Linked DNA regions of Homo sapiens: region 1 is linked to region 2. The links are chromatin loops, found by intact Hi-C in ENCODE. Cell type or tissue: natural killer cell. All regions are shown on one strand. Links, peaks and the distances in the headings refer to the core of each region. The heading gives the core; the rest is flanking DNA. Region 1 overlaps CBX1 (chromobox 1). Region 2 overlaps PNPO (pyridoxamine 5'-phosphate oxidase).

Region 1 (11,635 bases), core at 1,524-9,523, 120 kb after region 2:
TCACACCACTGTACTCCAGCCTGGGTGACAGCAAGACTCCATCTCAAAAAAAAAAAAAAAAAATCATAGGCAGAAAATGACGTTTTAAATCAGTGCGCAAACACAGGGCCAAATTCCTGGAAAATTTTGGAGAAGTAGATTTTAGCCAAGGTCATATAATCTATTACATACCATAGGCAGGATCTAAACCTAACTTAAAAACCCATGTTTCCAAATATACCATAGTTTGGAAGTGCTATCAGGTCAGAGTGCTCAATAAACTTTTGGCAGTACTGAAGACAGCATGATGCGACCATCTTTACAACCTCTGCAGCAACTGATAAATGCCCAGTAAGTATTTACTAAATTAACATGGTGTGACCACTTAAAGATTCAGGCCAGGCACTAGATTTTCAAGCCTACAGTGTTCAAGAAATAAAACCATTCAAGTGAGGAAGCCATTTCCAACAGGCTGAACCTATAAGGCAAGAAGGGTTCCTGGTAAGACTTAAGACAGAAATCAGGGATTATAAATCTATAGTTTTATTAAGACAAAAACTGACAATGTAGTATGAAGTTTACATTTAAACAAAGTTTACACAGAAATCTAACACATGCCTAAAAGAATTTTACAACGTAGCTCTAGATGCAAGTCTAGACAATATCAAGAACTGATGGTTCTCATGACTCAAGACAGAGCATTTTGGGTATGTTACTTATTAGGATTTCTTAAAAAATTGTTTTGTGTGTGTATGTGTGTGTTTTAAAGTGAACCACTGCCCAATATGAAAGTTTAATCTTCTCCTGAGACCAAGGCTTTTGAAATCACTAAACTCTTGGATCAATTCAGTGAAACTTGTGCTGTCAGTGACTGAACCCTGCCAACAATGGTTTCAGTGTTCAAAGCTCAAAGTAAACGGCTCCAAGAGTTTTCCCCACTAAGAGCATGGGCCCTTGTCTTTCCCTACTGTCTTACCTCCTCTACCACCCTCTTCCTCTTCCTAACACCTCAGCCAGTGGCTTGGATGAACAAGCTGATATTTATAACTTCGTTACTGGAAAAGAAAGGGTCTTCTAATTTCGGGAATTAGCACCTCTAAGGCAGAATGATCTGCTTGTACTGTATACTCTCCAATAAAAGACCTTCCCTCCTCGTCAATTTCCATCTCCAAAATGGCAACTTTGGTAACTTATGAACAGGCTTAGTCCTTTGTGGGAACAGCAATAAGTTTAGGCAGGGAACACCTTGGCTTATAGGTTTCAGACTTTCACAGCTTTTAAACAGTCTCTCACAGTCCTTATTTATGGTGCCAATGACATTTTTTTAAAGGTAAAATATTCTGGACATAGAAGCAAATCATTAGTTGTCTGTTCTTTTCCATTGCTTCACCATTTCCCCTATCAGGCCCCAAATGTTAATCAAAATGATGCTACCCATCTCCCTTTCTCCCCTCCCCATCCCTCCCTCCCCCAAATAATACACCAGTAATAGCCAAAAACTACACACATGCTACGCTGTAAAAATGCAGAGTTAACACTATTGGGAAGAAGGCTGTGGGTTGTGGAGATGCTCTTTGAAGATCTACAGTATTTTTTTGCTCTCCCACACACCCAATTCTGCAAGTTTTGTCCTTCATAGAAGGCCCTTTGCTTTTCGCAGCAAAGTGCAGAAAAGGTTGCCTTGAAACACTTATCCCCTTTCCCCTCCACTGGGATGGGTGTGCAAACTATACAGCTTGAAACGGCTTTAAAGCACTTGGGCTGCTGCAGGGCACAGAAACTATACTGGCTCTTCAAAGGACATCTTCTCAAGCCACCTCTATGGTGTCAAGACAAGTAGAACTCCTTCCCTTCCCACTTGAAACCCACAGTCAGATGTGACAGGGGCTGGTACTCAGGAGCGTTAGTTCTTGTCATCTTTTTTGTCATCATCCTCCGAGGGGTAGGAATGCCACGTCAGCCTTTCCTCATAGAAGGATATGACAACCTGTGGGCACTTGACATTGGCTTCCTTGGCAGGGACCAGGTCAGCCTCATCAGAGTTTTTCCTGCAGAATAAAGCAAAGAGAGACTTTGAGACCAGGTGCTGGTGGTCTATCCTAAGTTGGATAACCCAGGGGACAGTGCTTTAAAAATGGTAATTTTAGAAAAATAGGCTAGGGAACAATGAAAACGTGGCCCAAGCAGCATTTACTGGCAATTGTATGTCAAGTGACATCCTCAGAGTTAACTCTCCTGTTGAAAATTCCCTCTGGGGATTCGTGTATGTCAAAAGCCAGGTCAATGGACTTAACCAATCACATCTGAACATCTGGGCAAGGCCCCAAAAAGCATGACTCTCTAGATTCTCTGAGGGAAGAGAGGATACCTAGATTCTCTGAGGGAAGAGAAGTTACCACACTCCTCCAAAAGCCATATCCCAGCTGATAAGAACCCATGGAGAAATCTTGGCTTTGTAATAGGATTTTTTTTTTTTTTTTTTTGAGACAGAATCTCACTCTGTTGCCCAGCCTGGAGTGCAGTGGCATGATCTCGGATCACCACAACCTCCACCTCCTGGGTTCAAGCGATTTTCCTGCCTCAGCCTCCCCTAATAGCTGGAATTATAGGTGTGCGCCACCACACCCAGCTAATTTTTGTATTTTTAGTAGAGATGGGGTTTTGCCATCTCTACTAAAGATGTTGGCCAGGCTCATCTTGAACTCCTGACATCAGGTGATCCACCTGCCTCAGCCTCCCAAAGTGTTGGGATTACAGGCATGAGCCACCTCGCCCGGCCCGTAATAGGATTAAATACCACATCTGGCATTGGCCAGAGCAAATGAAGATGGACACTTTTTGCATAATCGTAATTACACTGACACTTCCAAATGCTATCCTCGCATAACTTCCAGGTGCTTTGAAATGATGTTTCAACATCGGGAGTAGAAAATGAGGGAGCTGTAGTTTTCTGAATTTTAAAATGTTTTCAAGTGGCTGGCCGCAGTGGCTCACACCTGTAATCCCAGCACTTTGGGAAGCCGAGGCAGGTGGATCACGAGGTCAGATCGAGACCATCCTGGCTAACACGGTGAAACCCTGTCTCTACTAAAAATACAAAAATTAGCCTGGTGTGGTGGCAGGCACCTGTAGTCCCAGCTACTTGGGAGGCTGAGGCAGGAGAATGGCGTGAAACTGGGAGGCAGAGCTTGCAGTGAGCCGAGATCATGCCACTGCACTCCAGCCTGGGCGACAGAGTGAGACTCTGTCTCAAAAAAAAAAAGTTTTCAAAATTTGAAAATCATACACATTATAAGGGAATTAGGAGTAAACTCTTAGGCAGGGAGCAGTAGCTCACGCCTATAATCCCAGCACTTTGGGAGGCCAAGGTGGGCAGGCCCAGGAGTTCAAGACCAGCCTGGTCAACATGGCAAAACCGTGTTGCTACTAAAAATACAAAAATTAGCCAGGCATGGTGGCGTGCGCCTGTAATCCCAACTATTCGGGAGGCTGAGGCACAAGAATCGCTTGAACCTGGGAGGTGGAGGTTGTAGTGAACAGAGATCGCCTCACTGCACTTCAGCCTGGGTGACAGAGCGAGACTCTGTCTCATTTAAAAAAAAAACAAACTCTTATCTTCAGGTTATTAGGAATGTCCTAGACAGAAGCAGTAGCGTAAAGCAAGCAGGAGACACCTGATGACATCTCTGACAAAGCACCACCCCAAATCTCTAGAACCTTAATAACAGGAAATCAGAGCCACATAGTCCCATAGAGCAGAAGAGTAAGCTGATAATGTATGTTTTTGAACAATGGACCCAAGAGAATGGGAGGGAAATGGGAATCTGAAGCATGCTGCCATTTGCTGACAGCTGAACAACACCCTCTGAGTTAAATTTAGTCATTTCACTCCCCAGAAATATTTACTACTTTTAGAAATATACAAAAATCTCTATTCTCCAGTAAAATAACTTTTTAAAATGTACTTTGTCTTATAATCAAATCCAGTTTTAACCTGTAGACAGCAGTGAGTCGGCCAGGTGCAGTGGCTCACGCCTGTAATCCTAGCACCTTGGGAGGCTGAGGTGGGTGGATCACCTGAGGTCAGGAGTTTGAGACCAGCCTGGCCAACATGGTGAAACCCCATCTCTATGAAAAATACAAAAATCAGCCAGGCGTGGTAGCACATGCCTGTAATCCCAGCTACTTGAGAGGCTGAGGCAGAAGAATCATTGAACCCGGAGGGGCGGAGGTTGCAGTGAGCTGAGATCGTGCCACTGCACTCCAGCCTGGGCGAAAGAGTGAGACTGTCTCAAAAAAAAAAAAAAAAAAAAAGACAGTAGTGAGTCAACCAAAGGAGTACAATCTTAAGCAATATGGAGATACTACTGTAACTCACACTGGTCACATGCAGAAAAAGTATATTCTAGCTAAACTGAGTAACTCACAGTATAACTTCTCCCACCCAATAAGCAGCATCTTAAAAATGAACTTTTCTCTTATAGGTTAACAATAAATCAGCTAAAAGAGGGGCAGCTCCAGTAACTGCCTAGGGAATACATAGAAGAGAATAGGTTAGTTAGTTGTGACTCTGGCTTTCAGTGGTGCTAAAGTTAGGCCCCTCCAGCCATACTGTAAAAGAGGATAATTAGTACAGACACGAGTTTCAGAGTAAGTTCTGGACTGACAAAAGGACAAAGCTCCATAGACTGTGTGTGTGTGTGTGTGTTTTAAAGGACAAAGTTTCTAGAATGCTGCCTTCATTGGCAATGGCTTAGAATTATTCCTTCCAAATTTTAAATACAATCATTGAGATCCACTTTGTGGGGAGAATGAGCAAGAAATAGGAAGAATGGCCTTCTTTTGACAGAGTAGGAAAATTACAGAGATTGTTGGGATAACTATCTTCATTAGGCTGTTTCATGGAGTATTACTATCACTGGTATTTATACTCATAATGGAAAAAAGCAGGCTTGCTCTATGCTTGATAGCAGTTAAGGAGCCTTGCTGACCCCTGCTGGCTGATCCTGTAATTGTAGAATCTGCACAAATTGAAAGGGATCCAACAATTAAGGACAAAAGGAAGAACTACAGATTCTTTCCTAACCCTGAGAATTTAGCAGAATTTCTGATTCTGGGGCCAGCCTCATCTTTATTAAGGAGGTGGTAGAAGGAGAGGGTGGTCCAATCACATTTCATTTTCTCCCCCTTTATTTACAGAAGTGAAATGTAATTCCTTCCCACACTCTTTCCACTCTAGATTGTCTCCCACCTCCTAAAAATATGGGCAAAGACCCAAGATTCCTAAGGGCTCCTACCTGTAACTCATGAGTCCAGGGTGGCAGTCAGGCCGAGGGTCACTATCGAAGGACTATGCCATCTTAACAATTTCACACTTGGGTGATTGGAATTTCGAAGGTCCAGCTCTTTTCCTCTGGCATGAAACCAATGGGAGAAGAAAAAAAACAACCACACAGAGCCACTGGCCGACTCACCATTTCATCAGGAACATGAGCTCTCCACTGGAGTCTGTAGCTCCAATAATCCGCTCCGGCTCCAAACCTCGAGCAAAGCCTCGTGGCTTTTCTGACTGTAAAAACAAGATGGGTAGAACAATTTTATCTATATGGGACTATTATCCAGACTGGAACCATTCCTGTGTCTCTGATTAATGTAATCACAAACTCTTTTTTTTTTTTTTTGAGACGGAATCTCACTCTGTCGCCCAGGCTGGAGTGCAGTGGTGCGATCTCGGCTCACTGCAGCCTCTGCCTCCCAGGTTCAAGTGATTCTCCTGCCTCAGCCTCCCAAGTAGCTGGGACCACAGGCACATGCCACCACGTCAGCTAATTTTTTGTATTTTTAGTAGAGACCCAGTTTCTCCGTGTTAGTCAGGATGGTCTTGATCTCCTGACCTTGTGATCCGCCCGCCTCGGCCTCCCAAGGGGCTGGGATTACAGGTGTGAGCCACCGTGCCCGGCCCAATCACAAACTCTTTTGCCAATATTTCACCAATACCTTGGCTCAAGTAAGAGAGCTGTTAGAATCCTTTGGAGTGATTATTCATCAATGTCTGAAGCGCATGAGATTTTCCCTATGTGAAAAGGGACATACAGCCCAAGCAAAATCAATGTTTACAACTATCTCTTCACTCTCAAAAAACAACTTACTTTAAGATACTGATTAAGTCAAAATAGCCACCTCACACCTTTAATGATTAAATATTGAAAACTATTTTTTACAAGAATGAATTCACTTGCCCTTATATCTGTCCCCAGCAAGTTTTCCATTTACTGCTCCTGTACCATGGATAAAAAGTAAGAGATCATGTGGCTTCATGACAGTACACTCTCACTTTGTAGGCATTAGCCTACCTAAGATTTCAGGACTAAGAAGAGACAGCTGCTAATATCAGGGAAGAAGCAGAACAAAACTACTTTGACAGTAGTTTGAATTGTGGGCTAGTAAAAATTCTTACTTCTATTCTTACCTCTTCTTTCTTCTTCTTTGGTTTGCTCTCCTCTCCCTTATCTTCAGAATCAGAATCAGCTTTGCGCTTGCCTCCCTCTGATTTATCTGTCTCATGTGCTGTTTTCTGTGACTGCAGAAACTCAGCAATGAGGTCGGGGCAATCCAGGTTCTCTTCTGGCTCCCATGTGTTGTCCTCACTGAAACCAGAGGGCACAGCAAGTCACACTTTCACTCAAATAAGTATACTCATACTAAGGATAATCGTAAGAGGACAAGACCTCAGATGTCTATGGAAAAGCTGAAATTCTTGGGGAATGGGGAAGCTTTTTAGTATAAATAGAAAGCTAAGAAACTGGCTTCCTTCAAAGGCAAATGACTTTTATTTGTCAATTTAAATTGGTCTGTAGCCACACACAAAACTGTTTCTCAGCAATCACTATGGGCTGGGTACAGTGGCTCATGCTTGTAGTCCCAACACTTTGGGAGGCCCAGGTGGGAGGACTGCTTGAGGCCAGGAGTTAAGAGACAAACCTGGGCAACTAAGCGAGACATGGTGGTGCATGCCTGTGGTACCAGCTACTTAGAAGGCTGAGGTGGGAGGATACCTTGAGCCTGGGAGGTTGAGGCTGCAGCGAGCTATGACTGCACCACTGTACTCCAGCCTGGGTGACAGAGCGAGACCTCGTCTCAAAAGAAATAATTTTTAAAAAGAAGTCATTCTGCTTTGTATTATAAGCAGTAGGCCATATTCCTAATTAAACAATAAGCCATGAAGGTGGGGACTGAGTCACACTGTATCCATCATAGCACTGGAGGTCTCATACATCTCTAGACTCCTGATAAACACGTGGTGGCTACATTTACCTGTGTCAGTGAAACTTACTCTGAGAATCCCTTCCACTTTAGGAGGTACTCCACTTTGCCCTTTACCACTCGACGGTCGAGAACTTTTTCCACCACATATTCCTCTTCCTCCTCTTCTAGCACCTCCTCCACTTTCTTCTTGTTTTGTTTTTTCCCCATAGTGCCCGCCAGCTTTCTGGTGTAAAGGGTGACGCTGCTAAAATGATAAATGAAATAAAAAGGGCATTAGGGAGCACTCTTATTGGTTAGATAATATCTGGATGGTAAGAAAACCAGGGACATGACAGGTGATAATATTGTATGCTGCTTATAGTAAGTGTTAGGCTTCTTCTCACACTCGATACAAAATAGTTTTCTGATATGTCCAGCCAGAAAGCTCATAAAACAGCCCCAATTAATCTTACAGCAAACTTTTTTTTTTTTTTTGAGAGACGGAGTCTTGCTCTGTTGCCCAGGCTGGAGTGCAAAGTGGCGCAATCTCGGCTTACTGCAACCTCCGCCTCCTGGGTTCAAGCGATTCTCCTGCCTCAGCTTCCCAAGCAGCTGGGACTACAGGCGTGTGCCACCAAGCCCAGCTAATTTTTGTTGTTTTTTTTTTTGTTTTTTTTGTTTTTTTTTTTTTAGTAGAGACGGGATTTCACTATGTGTTGGCCAGGTTGGTCTCGAACTCCTGACCTCAGGTGATCCACCTGCCTCGGCCTCCCAAAGTGTTGGAATTACAGGCATGAGCCACCACGCCTGGCCTTCACAGCAAACTTCTTTATTCTTGTGTATCCATTTAAAACTTTTATACCCATTCTTGGTAATTTTAAAAGGCTCCCAATACTCCTTTTACCATAAAGCATGGTAGCTAGGGCCAGGCGTGCAGGCTCACATCTGCAATCCCAGCATTTTGGAAGGCCCAAGTGGGAGAATTCCTGAAGCCCAGTAGTGTGTGACCAGCCTAGGCAACACAGCAAGACTCCATCTTCACAAAAAAACCGTTGTAAAAGAGCACGGTAGCTAAAATATTGCATTAAATTGAAAGGCTGGGTGCAGTGGCTCACACCTATAATTCTAGCACTTTGGGAGGCCGAGGCGGGCAGATCACCTGAGGTCAGGGGTTCAAGACCATCCTGGCCAACATGGCGAGACCCTGTCCCTACTAAAAATACAAAAATTAGCCAGTCGTGAGCCAAGATCGCACGACTGTACTCCAGCCTGGGCAACAGAGTGAGACACTGTCTCAAAAAAAAAAGAAAAGCAGTCCTCCTAAAAATGTGCACATATCAATAAAACTTACATATTACTCTCTGACTCATACTTTCTCCTATTCCAAGTTTTCCTTTTCATCAAAGTACTGGATTTGAATTTGTTTTTTTTTTTTGAGATGGAGTCTTGCTCTGCCCCCAGGCTGGAGTGCAGTGGTGCAATCTCAGCTCACTGCAAGCTCCGCCTCCTGGGTTCACACCATTTTCCTGCCTCAGCCTCCTGAGTAGCTGTGACTACCGGCGCCCGCCACCACGCCCAGCTAATTTTTTGTATTTTTAGTAGAGACGGGGTTTCACCATGTTAGCCAGGATGGTCTCGATCTCCTGACCTCATGATCCGCCTGCCTCGGCCTCCCAAAGTGCTGGGATTACAGAGCTGAGCCACCATGCCCAGTCTGTTTTTGTCTTTTTGAGACGGAGTCTCAACTCTGTGAGCTGGGCTGGAGTGCAATGGTGTGATCTCAATTTACTGCAACCTCTGCCTCCCGGGTTCAAGCGATTCTCCTGCCTCCACCTCCCGAGTAGTTGGTTTTACAGGTGCCCGCCATTACGCCTGGCTAATTTCTATATTTTTAGAAGAGACGGGGTTTAACCACGTTGGCCAGGCTGGTCTTCAACTCCTGACCTCGTGATTTGCCTGCCTTGGCTTTCCAAAGTGCTGGGATTACAAGCGTGAGCCACCGTGCCTGGACTTTTTTTTTTTTTTTTTTTTTTGAGACGGAGTCTCACTCCAGCCCAGGCTGGAGTGCAGTGGCACAATCTCGGCTCACTGCAACCTCTGCCTCCCGGGTTCAAGTGATTCTCCTGTCTCAGCCTCCTGAGTAGCTGGGACTACAGGTGTGAGCTACCACGCCCGGCTAATTTTTGTATTTTTAGCAGAGACAGGGTTTCACCAACGTTGGTCAAGCTGCCAGGCTGGTCTCAAACTCGTGACTTCGTGATTCACCCGTGCTGGCCTCCCAAAGTGCTGGGATTACAGGCGTGAGCCACCGAACCCAGCTCCAGCCCCGGCCCCGCACCTCCCCCTCTTTGAGATGGAGTCTCACTCCAGCCGGGCTGGAGTGCAGTGGCACAGTCTTGGCTCACTGCAACCTCCGCCACCTGGGTTCAAGTGATTCTTTTGCCTCAGCCTCCTGAGTAGCTGGGACTACAGGTGTGTGCCACCATGCCCAGCTAGTTTTTGTTTTTTTAGTAGAGACAGGGATTCGCCATGTTGGCCAAGCTGGTCTCGAACTCCTGACCTCAAGTGATCCACCCGCCATGGCCTCCCAAAGTGCTGGGATTACAGGCATGAGCCACTGTGCCCAGCCATGTTCTCTTGTTCTTTATGCAGTCTTTTCTGAATTGAACTTACGATTCACAAATTTCTTGTTAACTTATTGTATTTAGTTTATTTTACAACTTTTTTTCTTTTTTGAGACAGTGTCTCACTCTATCACCTAGGATGGAATGCAGTGAAGTAATTATGGCTCATTGCAGCTTTGACCTCCTGGGCTCAAGTGATCCCGCTGCCTCAGTCTCCTGAGTAGCTGGAACCACAGGTGTGCGCCACCATGCCTGGCTAATTTTTTAAATTTTTAGTAGAGACAAGTTCTCAATATGTTGCCCAGGCTTGTTTCAAACTCCCAGGCTCAAGTGATCCTCCCACCTCAGCCTCCTACTGGGATTACAGACATAAGCCATCACACCTGGCCTCCAATTTATTTCTAAAAACTAAGGAAGAGTCATAAAAATGCCAGAATGATCATGAAATTCTCTAAACTGGAACCCTGTAAAAATTTGGAAAACAAGTGTGGGGAAAACAGAACTGTAGTTATCAAAGATAATAGAATCTGAGTTTACTCCTTTATAAAATACATCATCAAGCTAGGTAACATCTAAGGGTTTTTCCAGTGTTGAAATTTTAGTCCCTTATAAATCTATTTTATTTAGTCCTTCATCCAAATTTGACTTTTTTGGGGGAGGGGGACACAGTCTCCCTCTGTCGCCCAGGCTGCAGTGCAATGGTGCTATCTCGGCTCACCTACGCCTCTAGGGTTCAAGTGATTCTCATGCCTCAGCCTCCTGAGTAGCTAGGACTACAGGCACCTGCCACCAGGCCCAGTTGATTTTTGTATATTTAGTAGAGATGGGGTTTCAGCATGTTGGCCAGGCTGGTCTCGAACTCCTGACCTCAAGTGATCTGCCCGTTTTGGTTTCCCAAAACTCTGGAATTAACAGGCATGAGCTACCGTGCCCGGACCCAACTCTTTGACTTCTGACAGACTTAAAGCCTTATGATTACCAATTTTTGTCAGTAGATGGCACTGTATCAATGAAACAAAATTGATCAACAAAACTGGCCAAAGAATTACCTGGATGGCAGGTAATCCAAGACAAGGAAGAGTTACGTCTCCGCTTGAGTTTAAAATAATACCAATTTGAGGTTAAACTGGTTATTCCTAGCATCCTTAGGAAAGGAAGCTTACTTAGTGTAATCATTAAGTTTTCTAAACACTGTAAAACTGGCATGTATAGACAGAATGCACTTAGAGTCCATCTACAAGGCTGGGTGCGGTGGTTCACGCCTGTAATCCCAGCACTTTGGGAGACTGAGGCAGGCAGATCACAAGGTCAGGAGTTCGAGACCAGCTTGGCCAATATGGCGAAACCCCATCTCTACTAAAAGTATAAAAATTAGCTGGGTATGGTGGCGCTCGCCTGTAGTGCCAGCTACTCGGGAGGCTGAGGCAGGAGAATTGCTTGAACCCGGGAGGCGGAGGTTGCAGTGAGCCGAGATCGCGCCACTGCACTCCAGCCTGGTGACAGAGCGAGACTCCATCTCAAAAAAAAAAAAAAAAAAAAAAAAAAAAAAAAATATATATATATATATATATATATATATATATATATATATATAAAATTTGTCTTAGAAAAATAAATAGCATTTCTTTTTGAAAAGTTTAATCTATTTATTTGCTTATTTAGAGACCAGGTTATGAGACTGCCTAATTTTTGTATTTTCGGTAGAGAAGGGTTTTTGCCATGTTGCCAATGCTGGTCTTGAACCCCTGGGCTCAAGCGATCCACCTGCCTTGACCTCCCAAAGTGCT
Region 2 (8,363 bases), core at 1-8,000:
GAAGTCCTTGTTAATGAATCATTGACTGGGCCTGGCCCTTCTTCTAACTCTTCCCCCTGGACAGTATCTGAGAAAGAAAAATGAGGAACTGGAACAGCTCTACCAGGATCAAGAGGTGCCCAAGCCAAAATCCTGGTGAGTGACATCTGGTAGTCCTCTAGAAAGGGACACCAGGCCCCTGTGTTTACTTGAAGCCACCTGCCTGGGGAATCACAGATCTCCTCCTCCCTGGCCACCCTTGTCAGATGCATCCCAGCAACTTCCTTCAAGAGGCCCTGGGATGAGGGGTGAGGGTGGGAGAGTGACCTGGCTAGAAAACTCCACAGAGCACTGAAACCTCTGCTTCTCCTTATAGGGGTGGCTATGTCCTGTACCCTCAGGTGATGGAGTTCTGGCAAGGTCAAACCAACCGCCTGCATGACCGGATAGTCTTTCGGCGGGGCCTACCCACAGGAGATTCCCCTTTGGGGCCCATGACCCACCGCGGGGAGGAAGACTGGCTCTATGAGAGACTTGCACCTTAACTCTGGGACCTGCTGGCCCAGAGTGGAGCTAGGGCTAGGTGTCAAGAGAGGGTGTGGGATTGGGACCCAGGCCCTTCTTTCTAAACTCAACCCATTTCCCTCCCTACCCCTTATCTTCAGGACTCTTCAGAGCTAATCCTCTAAGTTCTCTGTACTCAGTTGGTTCTCAGTTAGCTGGTCAAGTGGAGTGTAATGGTGGCGTAGAGAATCACAAATGGAAAATAATTCCATAATTATTTTTTTGACCTTGCCTATGATTGATTAGGATAGCTCCCTCTAGGGGTAGCAGCCGGTGTGACTCCCTTTCTGGTGACAGACAGGGCCCCAGCAGCCCTGTCTGTTACCATGTGAGTCATACTGGCCAAAGCTTAGTCCTAGCATATGCACCTGAGCCAACCTGGCCAATCAGATTGTTTTGTCAATAATTTGAAATTTGAACTGGAGAGATCCAGAACCTTGGGAGTCATTAAAGCCAAGTCATTCATAGCAGCCAGGAAACAATAGGAACCAAAAGCCTCTGCCTGCTGCTATTGCAATTCCCAGGATCTCTCCTTCCCTGGATCCCTCCCTCCCAGGTCTGGGCTGTGCAGTTCCTCCCCCTGCCTTAAAACACCCCACTATCTCTGTAAAGTCTCTCTCTCTCTTTTTTTTTTTTTTACTTAATCTAGCTAGAATCTATTTCTGTTGATTACAACTTAACTAACTCATTTACGGATAGGACTTTTTTTTTTCTTTTTTTCTTTTTTCTTTTCTTTTTTTTTTTTGAGATGGAGTCTCACTCTGTCACCCAGGCTGGAGTGCAGTGGTGTGATCTTGGCTCACTGCAACCTCTGCCTCCCAGGTTCAAGCAATTCTCCTGCCTCAGCCTCCCAAGTAGCTGGGACTACAGGCACACGCCACCACACCCAACTAATTTTTGTATTTTTAGTAGAGATGGGGTTTCACCATGTTGGCCAGGATTGTCTCCATCTCTTGACCTTGTGATCCACCCACCTCAGCCTCCCAAAGTGCTGGGATTACAGGCATGAGCCACCACACCCAGCGAGACGGGGTTTCATTATGTTGGCCAGGCTGGTCTCCAACTCCTGACCTAAAGTGATCTGCCCGCCTTGGCCTCCCAAAGTGCTGGGATTACAGACATGAGCCACCACGCTTGGCCGGGATAGTATATTTTTATAGCACTTCCCCTACTGATTGCTGCCTTCTCTGTGGCTACAAGGGACCCACAGAATTACAGGGAAGTTACAGGGAAGCAGGTTTCATCTCAATATTGGGAGAGATTTCAAACAATCACACCTGCCTGAGAAGGAGTGGGCTGTCACTAGGAATTTTTATTCCCAGTCCGTCAGGAATTTTGTAGAAGGGCTTCATGTGCTGGTACCAATAGGACAGGAAGATTTTAATCAGCTTTACTATCTATGTTTTTTTATGGAAACTGTGTGTATGTATACATACATTTTCCAAAAAGAAAAATTAAATGATTATAGAGATTATGTTTTTCAGACTACTCACGTATCTGCTTTTCTTACTCCCCACCTCTGCTGATAATTCCTAGTTCATTGGTTTTTCCCCCACACTGGAATTACCTGGGGAGCTTAAAAAACCCTGATGCCTGGGTCCCACCCTCAGAGATGATTGAACCAGCCTGGCCAGCATGGCAAAACCCTGTCTCTACTATGATATGAATGCAGCCTGGGCACTGGGAAATTTAAAAACTCCCCAGATAATTCTGTGCAGCCAAGGTTGAGACCTCCTAGTCTAGAGCTTTGCTATACACAGGGTGGTCCACAAGCCAGGAGCATCAGCATCACTTGGCAGCGCCTTAGAGATTCAGACCCCAGACCCACTGAATCTGACCCTGCATTTTCACTAGACCCCAGGTGATCAGCTGCACTAGACTCAACCTCTAAACCAAGACCTCCCACCCTCACAGTCTATGATCCTTTAGTGACCCTCAGCTGAGTCCTGTGCTGAACTGTGTTTGTTCTCCTTGAGCACATGCCCGCTAACCAGGGACAGACTGGATGAGCAAGCAACCTGCTGGCTATGGAGAAGAGCCAGGCTGGGTAAATGTTTGCTGTGACTAAGCCAGGATCAAAGAACTGCCTGTTGCTTGCACTGGCTGGCACTGAGCTTGCCACTCTGTGAACTGTGCTTCCTTCCCCTGCATGGACCTGTGCCTCAGTCACTATTATCCGCAGGCCTTCTCCAAGGGCAGCCCTCTCCTTGTTTATCCCTCTTAAGCCTGCGTGCAGGAAGGCACATTAACCCTGTGGCCCCCTGCAGGCAGGAGGGTGTTGGGTGCCCTTACCTACCTTGCCCTTTTTCTTGTACCGTAGGCTGTGCCGTTTATGAGTAAGTGATGTGTGTCTGTGTGTGTGTCTAGAAGTGCTGCACTCACCTTGTGTTATTGGAGGTTGTGTAACCCCCTAGCTTTGAGCCTGGTCTCAGATGTTCCTTTTCCGTTCTCTGTCCAGCCGTTACCGCCCCCAGTCTGTAATAAAAGCCTATCAGCCGTGCACTTTATTGATGTTCAACCCGGCCTGGTCTCCCTCAACCCCCAAGGAGGGGACTTGGGGAATTTAAGCAACTTTCCTGTCCCCTCACTTCTCTGCACCTTGTAGGCAGTACGTCCAGTAGGGGGAGCCCGCCGCCCAAGGTCGGCCCCTTCCGGGCAGTGAAAGCAACTTCTAGCCGGCCTCCCCCTTCATCGGCTTGGGCCGCGTCCCAGTGAAACTGTGGTCGATAACCCGTAGCCTCTCCCGGTTGCCGCACATATTTGCGCTCTCGGTTCCTCCTCTTCCCCTGTTCTCATGAAAACTTGCAGCTGCCTCGCTCTGCTTCCCTGGGCATCCAGATCTCCCTTTGGCTTCTAGTACCTACCCCACATCCATCTGGCCACCCAGCTTAGAAACATATGTGGACTTTACCTAGAAGATGGAGCCGGGGTCAGTATGCAAGGGGCAGAGGGGCTGTGGATACTCTCACCCAGAGGGGTAATGGTGATACTGGAGGAGTTGGCAGTACAGTGCCAGTATTATCTAGAACCTTAGGTTGGTGGCCCAGGGGCCATCCTTATCCCCCACCTCAGGGAAACCGAGAATGGGCGGATGTGGGAGATACCTGTAGTCTAGGGTCTTAGGGGACACTCAGCTTCAAAGCTGGTTGGCTTTATCCATCTGCTTCCAGAGTTTGTCCAGCCCCCTCGAGTGATGCTCACCTCCCAGGATCCTAAGACCCAGACGTTGCTCCCTCCCCTCCCAACTTCCCCTTCTGCAGAAGGTGTCTGTGCTTTTCTTTGTTCTGAGCTTCAGTTTCCTGTCCCTGTAGCAGATGAGAATCAAGAGTGGAAGGTGGCTGTGTGGGACAGTGGTCACATGTACAAGCTGGCTCTGGCTTCAGTCCCAGCTGTACCAATGCCAGCGCCTGGCCCCCAGGGTGAGTGATTTAACCTCTAAGCCTCAGCCAACTTGTCTGAAAAATGGGGATAATGACAGCACCTGTCTCAGGTGATGATAGGATTAAATGAACAACCTTAGGGAGGACTTGTTCTAGGGGCTGCCTGCCTTAAGCACCCTATAAATGTTAGCTATTAACACTGGGCAGGGCTGCGGTGTAGGGAAAGTCTGAGATCCTCTGTGGAGGCCTCATGGATTGAGTAATTGGTGAGACCCTAGAAAGTTCTGTGTAGTGGGACGGGGTAGGGGAAAGAGGCTTTGGGTAAGGCAGCACCCCTGAGCCTGACTTCCATCCCTCCAGCTCCTGGTCTCCCTTACTCATCATTTGAGGTCCCCCTGGCTGGGACGAGGCACCTAACAAAGCCTCCCTTGTATAGGTCTGTTTGTTTCACTAATAAATTCCCTGAGCAACAGCTCCTGGGGTGGGGTGGCCCAGCAGCCTGCCAGGAGCTGACCTGGAAGCCGCAGGACCACATTGTTTAGTGGCCACCTTGGTCTCTCCCTGTATTTCTACCACGAGCTCCAGAGATTTGGCCAACATTTTTTTAGTTCCCAGCTCTTATGGCTTGAGAAAGAGCTGGACCTAACCTCATAAAGTGACAGCTTTCTCTCCTCTTTCTTATTTATTTATTTATTTATTTTTGAGACGGAGTTTTGCTCTTGTTGCCCAGGCTGGAGTGCAATAGAGCTATCTCGGCTCACCGCAACCTCGGCCTCCTGGGTTCAAGCAATTCTCCTGCCTCAGCCTTCCAAGTAGCTGGGATTACAGGTATGTGCCACCACACTTGGCTAATTTTGTATTTTTAGTAGAGACGGGGTTTCTCCATGTTGGCCAGGCTGGTCTTGAACTCCCAACCTCAGGTGATCTGCCTGCCTCAGCCTCCCAAAGTGCTGGGATTACAGGCATGAGCCACCGTGCCAAGCATCTCTTATTTATTAATTTTTTTTTTCCCCTAGAGATAAGACCTAGTTCTGTCACCCAGGTGGTAGTGCAGTGCCACAATCATGGCTCACTGTCGTCTTGAACTCCTGGACTCAAGCAACCCTCCCACCTCAGCCTCCCAAGTAGATAGGACTACAGGCATGTGCCACCACAGTCAGCTACTTTTTGTTTGTTGGTTGGTTTTTTTTTAGACATGGGGTCTCTCTATGTTGCCTAGGCTGGTCTCAAACTCCTGGGCTCAAGCAGTCCTCCCACCTCAGCCCCCAAAGTGCTAGGATTACAGGCCTGAGCCACTATACCCACCTTCTCCTTTTTCTTAAACCAAAGCTGTGGGGTATGGTGGAGTTCCTTATAAAGGAAGGGGGAAGGAAACCAGTATTAAACTGAGCACTTACTATGGGACCTCTCATAGGCCACTTAATACTGACCACTCCCTATGAGATAGGTATTATTTCAGCCCCCTTTTACAGAAGAGGAAACTGAGGCTCAGAGTACAAGCAAATGTTCCCAAGGTCACCCAGCTACTAAGGGGTAGAGCCCGAGTTTGAATCTTAATCCCAAACCAAACCACTGAAACTTTGGGGTCAATCACCAAAGGTCTGCCCTACTCTCTTAGAGCACCTGACGGGCTCTCTGTTGACTGGAGAGAACTGACCACTGAGGTGTAACTAGCTCCTTCTGCTGCCCCATCCCCATACTAAGGCTAGTTTGATGGTAAAAATTAGTGACCCAGTTCCTACATTGTCACACCTGGGAACCCTTCCTGAAGCTTGAAAGGAACAGTTTGAGCACAAAGGTCCACTTTACTTACATGAAGGAACATAAAGGCATGAGAAACAGTCATCTCAATAAATGCAAGACATGAGCATAAAAGAGGTTCTCTGCCTTTCCAGCGTTGTTATTACAGAGAGAAACCTACAATTATTTTGTTAAACAAAATTCAAGGCTCCAGGACTCATCTCTGGAGCTGATATGTCTTAAATACTATTATAGTAGGAAAGGGAGAGGAGAAAATTCCCCACCCACTCCCCCGATTTGGCCCGTGTAGCTTCCCTTTGAGGGTGTGTGACTTGCCATCTGCAAAAGTCATGGCCAAAACAGGAACTAACAGGCCAAACTACCATCAATCTAGTCTTCTACAGCACCCTAACAGAGTGCCAGGGTCCTCTGTCCCCTCCGCACCTGAGGGCAAAGTTCCAGGAAGTTTACTGCCGGTGTTAGGAGGTGAGCTCAAGTTCAGTGTCTCTGCCTCTGGCTCCACAGAAACCAGCCCCTATCACGTGGCTTCTGGAAAATGTGCCCTCCTCAGGATTGGTCCAGGGAGTAGTCACAGGTAGAGAAAGTAAAGGGAGCAGCAATTGAAACTCGCCCTTGACCCTGTGTCCAGTAAGGAGGTGAAGTCTGTCTGGCTCACTCTCTCCATTCCCTGCCATGCCCACCTCCCTGCTGGCCCTGCCATTGCTTCAAGGAGGGCTGTTCCTCCTGGGTGAGACTTTTCACTCTTGAACTAGAGTGCCTTTGTATGTGGTCAGGGGGAGGGTGGAGGACCCTGGGATCTCCCAGGCCTTACAAAAGTGGCGGCACATAAATACAAACCTAAAAAACAGCCATTTCCTGCCAGCAGGTATCAACTGGCCCCACAGCTTCAGCTATGGCCAAAGAGGCCAGCGTGGCAAGGTCCTGTCTCAGATCTGGCTGATGGCAGGGAGCCAAGAGGTGCTAGCACCCTCCTCAGCCCTTCACTTTGATGACCGTCCTTCCTCGTGATCATCAAAGAGGTTAGGGTTCTCTGCCAGCGTGGCTCTCACTTTCTTCTTCTCCTTGAAGCGTCCTGAGTTGGAGACCTTGACGTGCTTGCCCTTTGTGCTCTTGTCCACAATCTTCTCCAGGCGGGTGTTAAAGTCGCTGTTGGGGCCTCCAGCGTCAGGCCTCGGGGGTTCTGCATCTCCCTCTGTTTGGGCATAGGTGTCAGGGATCTCATACAGCACTTTGGGAGTGGATTTCTTTTTCCGGAGGAAAGTCAGCTTCCACCAACCAATTTCAGTCGTCATGGCGCTCCCTAAGCCAAGGATGGGGCTTTCTGCTGGAGCAGGGTGGGGGAGACAAAGGGGTCAGTGGGAAAAGGGGGTGGGTGCCTTTGGACCAGCTTGCTGCAGACTCCTAATCATGGGCTGTTTTAAGAATTAAATAAAGGGCTGGGCGTGGTTCTTCATGCCTATAATCCCGGCACTTTGGGAGGCCAAGGCAGGTGGATCACCTAAGGCCAGGAGTTCAAGACAGGCCTGGCCAACATGGTGAAATCCCGGCTCTACTAAAAATACAAAAATTAGCTGGGCGTAGTGGCACGCACCTGTAATCCCAGCTACTCGGGTGGCTGAGGCAGGAAAACCACTTGAACCCGGGAGGCAGAGGTTGCAGTGAGCTGAGATCATGCCACTGCACTCCGGCCTGGGTGACAGAGTGAGACTATCTCAAAAAAAAAAAAAAAGAAAGAAGAAGAAGAAGAAGAATTAAAGAAAGAATTTAAGGTAGGGCTGAATAAACCCAAGATTCAGGTCAGTGGGGTGACACAATGCTTTTGGAGAGTGTGAGACAAGAAAAGGGTCAAAGTCAAGGTCAAGACAGGGAAGCCACTCGCCAGACAGAGAGGCAGTGGGACAGGCACACACCATTGCCCTGCAGGGTTGTCAGGAGCTTTGAGATAATTCCTGCCAGGCCCCTCAGGGCCACAGGCAGGTGGACAGCTTGCCTGAGTCACACAGCATCCAGGCCTTTGATGCTCTTCCCAAACTTCCCACTATACCACCAGACCCTGCTGCCAGGCATGGGCAGACCATTGACTGGTAGCATAGGGAGGGAAACACCCTGTGCATTTTGCTTGGAATTCATTACAAAATTAAATATAATTAGTGGCATTCCAAGCAATTTGAACTTCCCAGTGGTGACCAGCAGGGCTAAAGTAACTGCTGGGCTGTTCCTAAGGCAGGAGTCAGATCCTCAGGCTGGGAGTGGGAAGTCCTGGGGGCTGTCCTAGCCTCATGACCACTGGCAAGCCACCACCTCTCTGGGCCTCAGTTTCCTCACCCATCCCATCCAGCACTAGCATTTAGCTCTACTGTTAATCCCTGCCCACAGAGGTAACCATGCATTGCAAAGTAAAACTTACGATAATGGGAATAATTACTAAGGGATGGTTCCCTTTCCCCACCAAGCTTCCACAAGGACAGGAGTTGGAAGGGGAGCTAAAAAGGCAGAAAGCAGTTAGAAGGATCCCAGAAGTACAGGGGAGACATGGTCATCACAGGTTGTACCTTGCAGGGTGGGGCTTGGGGCTGAAATCCAGGCTTCTCCACTCACAGGCCATGTGTCCTGCCATGGAGCTGCCTTCCCTGGGGGCTCACCTTTGACTAATTTCCACAAAGGTACTATATGAGCTAG

The links. A loop is a pair of places that touch in the nucleus more often than their neighbours do. Peaks named below come from ENCODE experiments on the same cell type or tissue, not always from the same donor. Only the 100,000 strongest peaks of a DNase experiment are listed, where the experiment ranks them.
Region 1: a loop joins it to region 2, with 2.6 times the contacts of the local background. A loop is called at or near these places in 6 of 110 quality-filtered maps.

What each region holds. Positions count from the first base shown.
Region 1 is chr17:48,069,553-48,081,187 of GRCh38, forward strand. It overlaps CBX1 (chromobox 1), which reads right to left. Exons shown (of 5, transcript NM_001127228.2): 2 at 7,313-7,489; 3 at 6,449-6,626; 4 at 5,454-5,548; 5 at 507-2,027. The coding sequence starts at 7,452. The coding sequence ends at 1,883. Among named protein-coding and RNA genes, the nearest start is that of CBX1, 26 kb to the right of the region's middle. In natural killer cell, for the core only: CTCF peaks have their summits at 4,955 (motif pointing left) and 5,159; a DNase peak (open chromatin) is centred at 4,969.
Region 2 is chr17:47,946,259-47,954,621 of GRCh38, forward strand. PNPO (pyridoxamine 5'-phosphate oxidase) reads left to right here. Exons shown (of 7, transcript NM_018129.4): 6 at 65-135; 7 at 356-3,050. The coding sequence ends at 524. It overlaps PRR15L (proline rich 15 like), which reads right to left. Exons shown (of 2, transcript NM_024320.4): 2 at 5,709-7,005. The coding sequence starts at 6,976. The coding sequence ends at 6,665. Among named protein-coding and RNA genes, the nearest start is that of PRR15L, 7.4 kb to the right of the region's middle. RefSeq lists an enhancer at 3,791-4,020. In natural killer cell, for the core only: CTCF peaks have their summits at 760 (motif pointing left), 3,147 (motif pointing right) and 3,347; DNase peaks (open chromatin) are centred at 833, 3,183 and 3,833; H3K4me3 peaks cover 399 bases; H3K27ac peaks cover 357 bases.